3 separate regions of the Homo sapiens genome follow, and regions 2 and 3 are each linked to region 1. Evidence: chromatin contacts called from ENCODE Hi-C or POLR2A ChIA-PET data. All regions are on one chromosome and are shown on one strand. Each heading gives the region's core, a stretch centred on a gene start or an enhancer-like site at or near the end of the contact. The rest is flanking DNA. Distances are from core to core; before and after follow the strand shown.

Region 1 (4,835 bases), core at 966-3,465:
TTATGGCTGGACATAAAATTCCAAATGTTCAAGCGTACATGATTTCAGTGCACACACAGGTGGCTAGTGTCCTTTCCAACCTTTGTCAAAGTACCAACTCACTTTGTGAGGCAAAATGAGTAATGGAGTCAAAGTCTAAGTAGAAACAAGCAGTAGATTGTAGATATGTATAGAGATCAATTATAAATACTTCAGAGTTCCAAAATGGGGACATTTGATTCATTGTGAATTGACTGGAAAAAAAAAATACCGTGAGAAACCAAAGTAAGACTGCAAACAATCTTTACTAAAATTACCTTCACCTTATTAAAAAAAGGAAAAAATATCTTGCATAGCAGGCTATTGACAAATATACTTTGCTAAAAATAGTTGTCTACCACATGCATGATGCAGAACCATGAAATAAAGCAAAATAATCACTTTATTTTTTCCAATATGCAAGAAAAAATGCATACCTCCCTTATACAAGAACTACAGGGCCAAATAGTGAGAATTTAAAACTTTTCGGGAAAGGGGTGGGGGGTGATGCAAAACGACTTATCTACAATTGATAGGAAAAACATAGATAAGTCTATTCTTTTCGCCGTCTTACCCAGCGAACTGTATCTGCAGTAGTCCAGGGAAAGCAACCACCAGGTTTCAATAACAACAAAAGTCAATTAACTATGTACTCAAATTTCACCTAGGTCATTGGTCTGACATCAAGTCTTAAACCGAGAACGTCAATGTTAACTACTCACGCATTAACATAAAGTCTCATTTCCAACAGGCACTGTTCCTACTTTAAGTTTACCACCTAAGGAGATTTAAACTTGCAAAAAGCTTAGGGGGATCCTTTATACGCTGTGATTCCCCATTATGCTGGTACCACGTGACAGTTAAACCAAATCCACAGAGCTAATCAGTAAACTAAGAAAAGAAAATCAAAATGCTGAAAATAGAAAATCGTGGCCAAATAAAATAAAAACCCATAGGATAAAAGGTACGCTGAAATGAAAACCTGTGAGAATTCACTTTGCATACGCACAATACTCATGTATTAGAAGAAGGCCCTTCATAAAAATAGCCAAGACTCTCAAACATTTGAGATGCTGGCTTAGTGAGATTGACTGACAGACAACAGCTGGGGAGATTCTGTATTGATCTTCTAACAACCTGGCGTATTTCGGGAAAATAAGGAGAAAAGAACGCTATAGTGGCAAAAAATAAACTATTAGGATTTCATTTTCAGATATGTGAACGCTGAATGCCCCACCAAATTCCTCTACTCTATTCCTCTTACGTTTTTCAGCCCCGATTCCATAGTAATGGATGTCCTTCCTCCCAAGCAAACAAACAAAAAACCTCGTGGGAGAAAAAACAAAACAAAACAAAACCTCCCTCCAAAAACAGGGGCAGTGATATAAAGAAATTAGTCACCTCTCCACCTATCTCCCTGATCCATTTCGCATTTTAAATCTTACTTTAAAGCTCACAACTCTCCTTTTCTTCCGTAATAGAGGGGCTAAGGCGCCGCCCAATTTCCCAGGCCGCAAAAATATTCCAACCCGCCACAATTCAAGGTTTTCTGCTTTTCTGTATTTGATCCTAACCCTCAATCCGGTACCCCCATTCTCCTCAGACACTAAAGATTTGTTGGCCCAAAACTCAAATACAAGGGTGAATTCCAAAGATTCCGCGATACACCCGCCCCAAGGGGTGGGGAGGGGTCGGAGGAGCGGGCTGAGGAGCTCCCGCCCGGCCCAGTTCGAGGGGCGGGGGAGCGGGTGAGACCACACAATCCCACCGCCTCCTTTCACGACTCCCCCACCTCCCAGAGCTCGGGCCTGCTCCGAAGGAGCTCCCGCCGCCCAGCAGCCACTCAGTTGCTTCCCACCGGCCCGCCAAGAACCGCACTAGCAACCAAGAGGGTTCATAACTAGGAAAATGCAAGAGGTGTCCGACGTGTTGTTTCAAAACATAACGGAGCCCCGGCCCCCGAGACCGTTAAACCGCGGGTGGAGGGGGGAGAAGCAAGGAATCCAGCGGCCTCGAGCTTTGGCCTGGCTGCCTTTCCGACCCCAAACCTCACTCTCTGGGACCACCAACCCTCCCTCAAACGCGCTCCAGCACCCAGAACACTCGACAAAGTGGCAAAACGGTCAGTACCTTGTAGAAAGCCCCGTTAGAGCCGCGAACCTCCACCGTCAGCTCCGCCATGTTGGAACCGCAAAGGCCGCTGGGAAGAGATTCTAGAAACTTTCCAACCAGAGGGGAGGAGGGGGGAGGGGCGAGAAGGAGGCGGGGAAAGGGGAGGGGAAAACAGGGCTGGGATTGGGATCCCCCGCCCTTCACCCCTGGGGTCTCAACGTGCCGCCCCGACTCTCCAGGTGGGATCCCTGCGCACCCTGCATCACCGGCTTTGGGCTCCGCCTGCCGCCGTCTACGTCGGATTTGCCTCCAGACACAATCGCCCGACCTTTGTTGACCCGCCCCTAGGTCTCCGCCCCACAGTGCCCGCAGTTCGCACCGCGGCGGCCGAGTAGTGCCTCCAGCTGCCACAGAATGAACTGCCCAGGCACAGCCTGCCCGGCGCATCGGCATTCCCCTGAGCTCCGGCATCCTGACCTTAAACTTCTGGAAGTGCTGGCTGCCCTGGAATGGCTTTCTCACCCACTTTTTGGGCTCCAGTTGCCCTGGGGAAGAGGGATGCCTACAAAATAGACATACTGTTGTGCCCCAAGTTATTTCGCCCCGCTCTTTTTTTAAAAAAAGTTGGGCCTTCTCTTCACTCAAATTCCACAGTTCCACACCCCCTCAAACAATTTGGCCTAGCCCTCTCCCCACCTGTTACCACTTTAGCTCTTTAAAAGTCAAACTGAGTATTTTCAGGGCAAGTAATTGTGTTCACACCCTAGAACAGAGTTTAGGTGAATTCGCCTTATTAAAAGTAGTCAGACAAACTTAATAGAGCAGGAGACCACGTTTTCCTCTGTTAAATGCATGCAAATTTCCGCAAATAGGATCAAAGCAGAACCATCTCCAGTTTTGTAAGCATAACAAATACTTTGGGTATGGATTTTAACAACTTAATACTGAAGCTCCTTCCCTAAGCAAGGGCTTTGGAAAATAATACTATAAGTGCTCCTTGTTATACTTACATTATTACCGTTTTCGCAGAAAAACTTAAGAAAGGATACTTTGCTAACATTCTATACTTCCCATGAAACGCCCACTGACCCAGTTTTTCAGATTCTAAAAAAATAAAATGTACACAACATTTTATGAGCACGTCTGCATCTCTGAAGATTCTGGGAAAAAATGAGGGCTGTGAAAGTGCTCACTGTTGTTATGTACAGGATATTCTATTTATTTATTTATTTAGAGACAGGGTCTCACTCTGTTACCCAAGATGGAGTGCAGTGGCGTGATTACGTGGCAGCCTGGACTTCCCAGGCTCAGGTGATGCTGCCACCTCAGCCTCCCGAGTAGCTAGGACTACAATATTTATTTTATTTTATTTTATTTTATTTATTATTATTTTTTTAGACAATCTCGCTCTATCGCCCAGGCTGGAGTGCAGTGATGAGATCTCAGCTCACTGCAACCTCCGCCTGCTGGTTCAAGTGATTCTCCTGCCTCAGCCTCCGGAGTAGTTGGGATTACAGGCGCGCACCACCACACCCAGATAATCTTTTTGTGTTTTTAGTAGAGATGGGGTTTCACCATGTTGGCCAGGCTGGTCTGGAACTCCTGACCTCATGATCTGCCTGCCTCGGGATTGCAGGCATGAGCCACCGTGCCCAGCCTATGTATTCACTCCCGGCCTATTTTTTTTTTTTTTTTTAAGACAGGATCTCTATCGCCAAGGCTGAAGTGCAGTGGCACAATCATAGCTCACTGTAACCTTGAACTCTTGGCCATCCCACACTGGGCTGGGATGTTCTTTTTAAAGTGTTGATCATCATGAGAAAAATGTAAACAACTAAATGCCCATCAATGAGTAATAGCCACCATTTATTAAGGGCACCTTATGCTAACACTCTATATTGTATCTCATTGTGATCCTTCAGAATTATAATGTCCCATTTGCTTTCTTAAAAAGTTTTCTTTAGATATAATTCTCCCATTTATAATGTACAATTCAGTAGTTTTTAGTATATTCACAGATTTGTGCAACCATCACCACAGTCAATTTTAGAACATTTTCATCACTGCAAAAATAACCCCATACCTGTTAGCGTTCACTCTAGATTTAACCCCAGCTCCCCAGGCCCTAGGAAATCACTATCCTGTTTTCTACCTATATAGATTGGCCTAGTCTAGATATTTAATATAAATGAAATCGCGGAATATGTGTTGTTTTATGACTGGCTTTCTTTTTTCTTTTTCCTTTTTTTTTTTTTTTGAGACAGAGTCTCACTCTGTTGCCCAGGCTGGAGTGCAGTGGCTTGATCTCCACTCACCACAACCTCCACCTCCTGGACTAAAGTGATTCTCCCGCCTCAACCCCCTGCCCCACAAGTAGCTGGGAGTACAGACACCACCCACCACGCCCGCCTAGCCTAATCTTTGTATTTTTTGTAGAGATGGGGTTTCACCATGTTGCCCAGGCTGGTCTCGAACTCCTAAGCTCAAGTTATCCACTGCCTCCGCCTCAGCCTCCCAGAGTGCTAGGATTACAAATGTAAGCCACTGCACCTGGCCTATGATTGGCTTCTTTCATTTAGTATAATGTATTATAGTTTCATCCATGTTGTAGAATGTATTACTACTCATTCCTTTTTGTCAAATATACTGTTGTATGGATATACCACATCATTTTATTTATTAATTCATCAATTGATAGAAGTTTG
Region 2 (4,835 bases), core at 978-3,477, 1.8 Mb after region 1:
TTTGTGGCCATCAGCCATTTTTTTTTTTTTCAACCGCAAAAGTGATGAATATATTGTTTGTGGCTTTTTTTCCTTTCACCTCATGTGCTGAAACTCATGAAGTCCAGCCAATTCTAAACTACAAACTCTGACTTATGAGACTACTGTCACTGCCATGAGCTTCAAATATCTATTACACAAGCATCAGATTTGCCTTTTCTTTCTCCCCGAGGCAGGGAAGGAAATGCCCTAGCTGTCTGAGAAGAGTATGTGAGCAGAGAACATGGAATTGTTCAGATTTTCATCCTGATGGACAAGAACACATCAAACTATCAAACATAAAACTTGAAAACTCCAAGACATTTATCCTTCCTGGACTCAAGGTATTTACAGGGCAGAGGAAATATCTCTTAAGTAATTATAATGTGGGACAACAAATAGTGTGTCATCAAGGTGTGCGGAGAAAAGTGCTGTGGGACCTCATGAAAGAAGAGGCCTGGAAGGACAGGTAGGATTTGACAATTCAAGGGGAGGGGAGAGAAAGCATTTTGTATTCAAGATGCAGACAGAGCTAAATTACAGAGGCAGGAAATGAAGGGGCATGGATGGGGGTGTGAGTGAAATGATGAGGGGAGACTGGTGGAAGGTCAGATCGGAAAGGCTCCGCAAGGCCTACTTGTGGTCCTAGATAAGGAGTGTGGACTGTGAAGTTCTAAGACTGGCTAAAGACCATATAGAAAAGGGGCTGGAGAGTGGATTTTAGCAGCATTTATTATTTTAGAAACAATATAGCCCTTTAAAATAGTGACACATAAAGTAAATGTACCTATACAGCTGGAAAAACAATTCAGGTGATGGATTACTCTCCCCAAATGGCTGGTGTACACTGTGTGTATATGTTTGTACTTCATATTCATTGTACTTATGAAGTCTTTTATGGTTTGTTGTTGTTGGTATTGGATTGGTGCATTTTTCAGCCAAAGAAACAGCCTTGATTTCCTGCAGTTGTTTCCCTACTAATAGGGCACATCTTACTATACTTAGATCTCCTTGGCATTTTAATTCGTGTTTTAAAAAATAACCACACAATAATGCAAATGTACTTAATGCCACTGAACTGTACTTTTTTTTTTTTTTTTTTTGAGACGGAGTCTCGCTCTGTCACCCAGGCTGGAGTGCAGCGGCGCGATCTCGGCTCACTGCAAGCTCCGCCTCCCGGGTTCACGCCATTCTCCTGCCTCAGCCTCCCGAGTAGCTGGGACTACAGGCGCCCACCACCACGCCTGGCTAATATTTTTGTATTTTTAGTAGAGATTGGGTTTCACCGTGTTAGCCAGGATGGTCTCGATCTCCTGACCCCGTGATCCACCCGCCTCGGCCTCCCAAAGTGTTGGGATTACAGGCGTGAGCCACCGCGCCCGGCCTGTACTCTTAAAGTAGTATATTTGTTATCGTTTGCCACACACAAAAATAATACCCCAGCAGATCTTCATACGAGTTAATTTACGCTATAAGTTTAGAGCCGGAATTTCCTCAGCTCATCACTCAGTGTTAACATTGAAGATGTCCAGGTTGGTTATGAAGGATGTGACATCCTAGCGTTGGCCACTCTTTTCCTGGTCCTTCCTGTCTTGCAGGTGAGCCTCTGGGGGTCAGGAGAAAGTCTCCTCTATCTCCTGCTCACTTTCGTGTAGGGGAGGGAAGGTGTGTGTGTGGGTGGGTGGGGGCGTTTTGTGTGAGGGAGGCCGATACTGGGCAGGCAGCCACGCTCTTCTTCCTCCATCCTGGGGCGGAAGTGGGGAGAGCAGCAGTTTAAAGGTTCTGTTGCAGCAGTTTAAAGGATCCACTCAGCCGCCTTAACCGCCAACCAGCAGGCTAAGGGAGGAACAGAATGAACAATGTTTGGATCCCAATGACTGGAGATGAAAGTTGCAAAAGCTCTGCCCAGGCTTCTACCAAGGATTAACTTTCCAGGGCATCTGCTGAACTGCTCTTCGGGGCTGTCTGCTGAGATTGGCGGCGGGACCCTCCCGCCTCTCACTCGTGCCTTTGTTCCCCACGCCGGCCTAACCCCGCGCCCCTGCGCTCGCGGCCAGGGCACCTGACCCACGCGCCGCCCGCCGGGGATGCGGGAGCCGCCACTGCTACCGCTGCCACCGCTGCCGGGCCTGCTCCGCCAAGCACATGCGCAGTGGCGACGCCGAGCCGGCGCCCTCAGTCTCCTCCTCCACCGCCTCCCGGTTCCGCAGTCACTTCCTGCAGCTGTTTCCCTGTGGGTCGGGTTGGACTGACTTTTGACAGTCAGCCTTCGGCTGCGGAGGGGGCTCGGCGGCGGCCGGCGGAGAAAGTTGCTCCGAGAAGAGGCTGGGTCGAGCTGGGCCGAGCCGGGCGCGCAGGGCGGGCGTCGCGGGCGTCCCGGGCGGACGCGGCGCGGAGACTGCCGGCGCGTCCCGGGGGTTCCGGTAAGTGCGGGCGATTGGGAGCCGCGGAGCTTTCAGGACGAGCCCCTGGAGCGCCGGGGACTAGCGGTTCCTTTCCGATGCTCTTTCCATCTGCCCTCCACGTGACAGGGCTTGCGCTGCTTCTATTTATCAGTTTGCTTGTTTCAGGCATTTCACGTGGACCAGGTGGATCATCTGTGCGTGCAGCTGCCTTGGCCCTCTCAGTTGCCCCCGCCCCGTGGGAGTCGGGGGATTCCATCCTTCGTGATGGCATCCATACCGGGTTGAGGTGCGTGTGTGGGTTCGTGTGTATGCATGCACATCTTAGGAATGTAAGGTGGATGTGGGCGACGCTGAACTGTCTGTAGCTTTGATTCAAATCTGTAAACAGTTCTCTAGGATTAGGAACCGTCACAGCGGAGACTGAAAAACATTCGCCAATTCACCAAGGCCTCTTCCCCAGTTTTCTGCGTTCTTTTGAGCCTTCTTTATAGGATACACCTTGCCTCAAGTGATTATTATTATTATTTTTTTTAACTTTTCTCCCTCTCATTCCTTCTTGCTGCGTTCTGATGACCTCTGAGTAATGCTCGCTGCCTTTCCCTCATTTCCAGAATTCCCAATTACAGACTTACCTAGTTTGCTGAGGTGCTCCTAACCTGTTCCTTTATTCTATTCTCTTTCCTCTGTAGATTTCTCCAAATGAGACAAGAGATTGTCTTTAACACAGTATGTGAAGAGTAGGCCCCAGTCCAATCATTAAAACTAAGTATGCTATGACAATTAATTTTCTTTAAACAGGGTACCTTGTGAAGCTTTGATTTTCTTTAATGTCGTCTTAGCTCCTTTCCAAACCAGGACATTAACCAGCATAAATCCTTCATTTATGCCATCGCAAGCATCAAAGTGACTGGTTTTTAAGATTTGAAGAATATTTATGCCAGTCTTCAAATTAGTCCCTTTTAAACCAATGCAACAGTTGAACAGATCTGAGTTGCATGTTTTGGGTCTCTGTATTCCATCATTCATGCATTCACTGAAGACTTGGTTTTATTCATTTTAAGATTTATATTTTATACTAATTTTTGTTTGCAAATGTACTAATATTTGATGCAATTGTCATACATAGATTTTTTTGAGGAGTCGACATTGTGTTGATTGTTAAATATAACAAGAAATAAATTTGGGATATCAAGCTACTCTTTAAAAATTGTAAAGATCAAATGTGATAATGGGTAAATCTGTGTTTGGCAAGAATTTTTTCTTTAAATCAGGTAACTGTCACCTCTGGTAGGAGGCCTTTTGTGCCTCTGTTCTTTGAGAAGGATCTTTATTTTGAGGGAAACCTGTAGATAACACTGGGGGAGACACATGCTAGAATTTCCTCAAGTGAAAGTGAGCTTTCATAAAACAAGTCCAGACATGCCTAGGCAATTGGTAGCATTTGATTTTCTGTTTATATTGCTGATTTCCTTTATCCAGAGGTTTTGACACCCCCCCCCACCTTTTCACTAATGAACTAGCAGAATGTTTGTGGCAATTTGACATCAGTAGCTTTTCAACATTATGAATTATTATTATTAGGTAGTTAAACTTTTTAAAAGCTGTTCTTTGTCTACTTAGTTCCGTTTTCTAAAATGACCATATCTGTCTTTGCTTTCTGGACTATCTTTGCTTGATTCAATTAAGAGAAATAATACCATTACAGAGAACCTGACTTTTTAAATGTTAAAACTCTATATTGCTTTTCTTTTATGTTCCCAGAGATATGGGCAGTACACTTCTGCTTAAAAATTAAATAATATTATCATTTTTCTAAATTTTGTGATTAATGAGAAGTATTGTTAAATTCTATGACTAATACTTATGCACTTTGTCCTTAACTACATTATTTTCCCATCACGCTGATTTCCTTTGTTGCCTCCCCACCCCAAATTTCGTCTGAAAGTTGTTACTTGATTTTCAGGTGCTGTGTAGTTATCAAATATGGTAAAATAGACTTTAACTTTTCAAAATTTACTTGATTCATTTTAGTAATTCTATTATTGCCATAATGTACACATTTCCATTGCAGATGGAAAATTTCAGCAGCTTAAAATAGCCATATTCTATTGACCAAGAGAAGAGGTTTTAATAATACTGTATTGAGAGAGTGGAGGGAATTGTGGATTTTGAAATAAGGATTCTAATTTGGGTTAATTAGAATCTTGGGAACTCAAAGGGTGTACTGTGGTTCATTTTGAGACACTCAGGGTTAGACGGCGCCATCTGGGGGGGAGGCAGGAGACATTATGGATAAAGATTGAAGAGGGAGAGGAACATTTTGGGTCTTTTCTGAGGGAATTATAATAGAGACTATCAGTTATTTGTTAAGAAGGAGGAGGGAAATAGCCTCAAGATTGAGGAACTGGAATT
Region 3 (4,835 bases), core at 1,072-3,571, 1.8 Mb before region 1:
TGAAAACTTGTCAACAGGTCTGTGAAAATCTCACTTCATGGTCAAACTGGTTAAAATTAAATAGGATTGTCTATAAGGATTCATTAAAAATTAGTGTTAACATTAATAGCATACTAATGCAAGGGTAAAATTTAACCTCTCTTGAACAGGATTTTCATGTAATAGAAAAGGCTGATGAATGGTTTTTGCTTTTTCAAATTTTTGACTTATTTTGGCAAAACAAAACAAATAAAAAAAACTTATGGTAATCTAAAATTCTATTTCATAATATCGAGTGTTTTGAATTTTGAACATATTTAACAGGCTTCCCAAAATCAAACTTTAGTCTGAAGTTTGTCTTTCCTAAACTTTGGCTTTGGGGTGTTGCAGAGGGCCCCTGGAGCATCCAGAAGAGAGGTAAACAGGATTATTTAACATGTTTAGGTACATGGAATTGACAAAATGATGTCTAATAGGTTATATTTTAGGGAATAATATTAACATGTTTTCCACAACTGTATGGGATGTCTAGGGTTCTAGTGTCTGAATATGTGCAATCAATCACAATTAAGGTTGTTATGCTGGGTTATTGTAAATCATAAAAATAACCAAGTTTCTTTGTCAATTGTGTTTCTGACAGTATCCAAACTGGACATTTTGTCATTTACAGATAATTGTTGTTTTGTTTTAATTCTCTTCAAAAGATGTTTTATAATCAAGCTGTGGGACTTGAACAAGTGCTCTCAAATGTGGGTTTCTCATAACAACAACAACAAAAATACAGAACTCATGAAAAGCTGAAATGTTTATAAATATCAAGCAAAACAAAAGTTAATAGAATGGACTGAACTAATGGAAAACAGAAGCAAGTTTTTGGCTTTTGCTTGGAACACCGCTAATCCTTATTTTATTTTTCAGAGTCAAGGAAACTTGTCTTGAGCTAGCTACAGCCTTTAACAACTAAGTAAAGTATACTCCTGTAAATAGGATTTGAAGCGTGTTTGTTTCTCTCTGCCTAGTTCCTCTAGAATTTGAAAACTAGTTATAAGTATTCTTAAATTACAACAATATAGTTTGCATCAATGCAACAAGAATCCATTTTCTTTTGCAACAGGACACAATTGGAAAAACTGGTTGTTTTACCAAGGCTTTGACTGGAAGGGTGTGTTCCCCTTTAAGGAGTCAGGCTTGACTTGTAAAGCCAATAAAAAGCACCTTAGGAAACTGGCCTCATACCTAGACTACAGCTTCTCAGTACAGGGCTCCTAGCCTGCGGTGAGTAAAGAATGTCACTTTCTAACAGGCCTAGAAACCCCATGCACCTGGAACCTCAAGAAGAAAGAAGTTTACCCAATTCGCATGTATTTAAAGGTTTCAACCCATTCCTGGGCTTGGCTTTAAAAGGTCCTATCTGAGATTCCTTATGGAAAAAGTTTCCATCAAAGCTGATCTAAAAGATGGTTATTCTTGCTGGACTTTATGCAAATAATCAGACCAAGTTTAAAACTAAAGTCTGTTTTGCAAACAGCTCAGTCCTACCATAAGTTGTTTTTAACAAAAATGAGGACTAAAGAGAGAAAAATTATGTTTTAAAACTTATACATCTGTCATTGGCTTGTAGTCTCATTAATTGTTTTTAAGTTCTTGCCTACATTTTAAACTAACCCTGTTTATTTCTGTCAATCTCTGGCTGCAGCTCAAAGGAAACAAAAAAGCATGGGTAATGTAAAAATCTGGAAACATGTTCTAGTTCTGGGCAATTATCCTACAAATACTGACAGGTAACCTATAACCCCAAGGTTTCCTTTTTTTCAGGGAAGGTGAGACCAAGGAAGCTAAACAAAGCCAAGCCCCATACACCCACTTACAATAGCACAATCCATTTAAATGGCTTGCAGGTATCAAACAAACTCAGTAGTCATGGTTATGGCCTATTGTGCCCCCATTAATAATGGCAGTCTTAATACTCACAGTTGAACCCTATATTCTAAGCCCCCTTGTAAACTTTATCTCTTCTCACCTAGAAACCACCAAGCTTCAAATGGTGCTTTAAATAAAGCTGAAAATGAAACCTCCCTTCTACCAGGAACCCTTAAATCAACCCCAGGAGGAGCCCTAGCTGCTGTTCCCCACACAATGCCCCTCTCCAGCAGGAAGTAGCCAGAAGAAGTCATCACCCAATTCCCCCTAACGGCAGTTAGGGATTCCATTTCAGAGGGGGGAAATATGTTATAGGAGGCAGAGAGAAATTATTTAGGTGAGTCCCTGGCAGAAAACTTTCCTTTTAACAAAAAGCAGCTCAGACATAGCTCCCTTTCTAATCTCATGCAGTTCAAAAAGTCACTTCTCTTCTAACAACAAGCAGCCTGAAAGAGCAAACAGTAAAACACAGATAAGACAGCTCCCACACAGAAGGAGCTGGGGAAAATCTCCTGGGTAATCACCAAACTTCACACCTATACAGTGGGTCTCAGTGAAACAGTGGGCCTTAATAAGCACATTCCTTTCCCTTTTAGGTGTACTAAGATAGGGAAGCTAAAAGCAGACTTGAGCCTGTAATCCCAGCACTTTGGGAGGCCGAGGTGGGCGGATCACTAGGTCAGGAGATCGAGACCATCCTGGCTAACACGGGTGCTTTCTGTATGTCAAGTGCCACACTATTAATTCTTTTTTTTTTTTTTTGAGACAGAGTTTTGCTCTTGTTGCCCAGGCTGGAGTGCAATGGCACGATCTCGGCTCACCACAATCTCCGCCTCCCAGGTTCAAGCGATTCTCCTGCCTCAGCCTCCTGAGTAGCTGGGATTACAGTCATGCACCACCATGCCTGGCTAATTTTGTATTTTTATTAGAGATGGGGTTTCTCCATGTTGGTCAGGCTGGTCTTGAACTCCCCACCTCAGGTGATCCGCCCACATCAGCCTCTCAAAGTGCTGGGATTACAGGTGTGAGCCACTGTGCCTGGCCTCACACTATTAATTCTTTTAATTTACTTACCCATCTTGTGAGATAGGTACTACTTTATTACCATTGTAGTTCCTGTTTTACAGAGGAGGATAGTAGACACACTAAGATAAAGTTATTTGTGAAGCTAACCACACACCTAGTAAGTGGCAGAGCTAGGGTTTGAACCCATGCCATCTGCCTTTGGAGATTCTAAGATGATAGACCCTCACTTTGGTATGACTTCCATCTGTGAAAGCCCCTCCTACAAAACCCCTCACTGCCACTCCATCCTAAAATCTAGATGGAGTCTCGGACTGACCACAAACTAGTTCACTTTTTCTCTTATTCCTTCCTCACAACTTAGACACTCAATGATCTTGTAGTTGCCAAAGACTAGGACTTTTTCAGTCTTTTTCTCACCACCTAATCTAAAGAGACACCTGTGGTCAGTTGGACCTTGTGGCTAACTCGCTGGAGAAATTGCAGTTGAAGTTGAAGGGCTACTCTTAACCTTCACATTTATCTTGCCCTGTTGATATCCACAGCACTAGGCATGGTATGTTCTTTGGAACACATGCCCAGTGAGTCCCAAAGTCACAAGGTTATTTGATTTATTTTATTAGCATGAGCTTGCTTATTGGCCCATTTTTAAATGCAATGTATTATGTACAGTTCAATGTACTATGGACAGGACTGCTTAAGTTAATTTGAACTAAATGTATAAAAATGTTAATGGTTAAACACTTTTTCCTTTTGAAAACAATTTTTAAAAATTTTAATTGTGGTAAAAACATACAATTTAGCATTGAAACCATTTTAAAATGTGTAGTTCAGTAGCATTAAGTATATTCACATGGCTGTGCCACAGATCTCCAACGATTAAGCACTTTTAAAACAATACAGTTCTAGGGGAGATATTACTATTTTTGTTAGGAAAGAATAAAATGTCTCAAATATTGTGAATTTAGACAACTGGAAAATATTGGTAGAGAACTTGGGAGGCTGAAATTGGGAAAGAGAAAATGTGGGAAGCTAGAAATAGGCAATTTGGGAGGTGGAAATTTTGGGGAGAGGCTATGGTTATCTCCGAGTTGTAGTATTGATGATTTTTTGTTAGTATTTTAAATTTGATGGCTTTCCTATACTGTACATGGGTTACTTTTTGTTTACCAGGAAGCACAGCTTCCTGGCAGGTGTCAAACAATCTACCCCAGCAATAGTTCAACAGTAGGATATTTTTAGGCATATTTTTGTAAGAGAACTTTTCTGTTCTTACCCAAGATGAAACAGTTTCAGAAGTTTGGGCACAAAAGGTTCGAGGAAGCTGCTGACAACTGAGGCTTCTCAGGGTTATTCAGTTAGTTCAGAAGATCTTGCTTGTATTCCTAGGTTTTCTGACTAGCTGGAGCACTTTGTCCAAGGCATTGAGCAACAAATTAAAACATCCTTTGGTGCCACCTTATGCTAAGTGGGAGAAACTGCAGCTATTTAAACTGATTTCACAATTAGACTCAGTAGCTTTAATCTCCAGGAATTAGAGAGATAAGGAACCTATTTCCCTCCCTCCCTCCCTCCCTTCCTCCCTCCCTCTCTTCCTTCCTTCCTTCCTTGCTTCCATTTTTCTCTCTCTCTGTTAATAATTTCAACTTTTATTTTAGATTCAGGGGTACAAGTGTAGGTTTGTTACATGGGTATATTGTGTGATGATGCTGAGGTTTGGGGTATGGATGATTGCATCACCAGGTAGTGAGCACAGTACATAGAATGAGGTAGTTTTTCAGCCTACACTCCCCTCTCTCCCGCCTCCCTCTTGTAGTACCCAGTGTCTGTGGTTGCCGTCTTTATGTTCATGTGTACTCAATGTTTAGCTACCACTTATTAGTGAGAACATGCGGTATTTTTTTTTATTTCTG

The links. A loop is a pair of places that touch in the nucleus more often than their neighbours do. ChIA-PET counts read pairs that join two places held with the same protein, here RNA polymerase II (POLR2A). Pooled maps may share reads with other maps.
Region 2: a loop to region 1 is called in a map of naive thymus-derived CD4-positive, alpha-beta T cell, with 8 times the contacts of the local background. The contact joins the promoter of ZMAT3 here to the promoter of FXR1 in region 1. A Hi-C loop is called at or near these places in 2 of 168 maps with a recorded cell type or tissue (naive thymus-derived CD4-positive, alpha-beta T cell and ovary) and 9 of 50 pooled maps. POLR2A ChIA-PET finds 5 or more read pairs at or near these places in 2 of 52 experiments (T-cell and activated CD4-positive, alpha-beta T cell).
Region 3: a loop to region 1 is called in a pooled map, with 2.4 times the contacts of the local background. The contact joins the enhancer-like site here to the promoter of FXR1 in region 1. A Hi-C loop is called at or near these places in 2 of 50 pooled maps. POLR2A ChIA-PET finds 5 or more read pairs at or near these places in 2 of 52 experiments (GM10248 and HepG2).

The regions. Positions count from the first base shown.
Region 1 is chr3:180,910,050-180,914,884 of GRCh38, reverse strand. FXR1 (FMR1 autosomal homolog 1) reads right to left here and starts at 2,215. Exons shown (of 17, transcript NM_005087.4): 1 at 2,149-2,215. The coding sequence starts at 2,199. RefSeq lists enhancers at 1,944-2,033, 2,604-2,753, 2,569-3,224 and silencers at 2,184-2,283, 2,290-2,584.
Region 2 is chr3:179,069,201-179,074,035 of GRCh38, reverse strand. It overlaps ZMAT3 (zinc finger matrin-type 3), which reads left to right and starts at 2,227. Exons shown (of 6, transcript NM_022470.4): 1 at 2,227-2,441. RefSeq lists silencers at 1,801-2,210, 2,351-2,500.
Region 3 is chr3:182,713,782-182,718,616 of GRCh38, reverse strand. No RefSeq gene overlaps it. Among named protein-coding and RNA genes, the nearest start is that of LINC02031, 72 kb to the right of the region's middle. RefSeq lists cis regulatory regions at 3,350-3,439, 4,217-4,482. Within about 2 kb of position 2,321, at least 2 of the 41 ENCODE cell types and tissues checked have a DNase peak (open chromatin) inside an H3K27ac peak, as active enhancers do.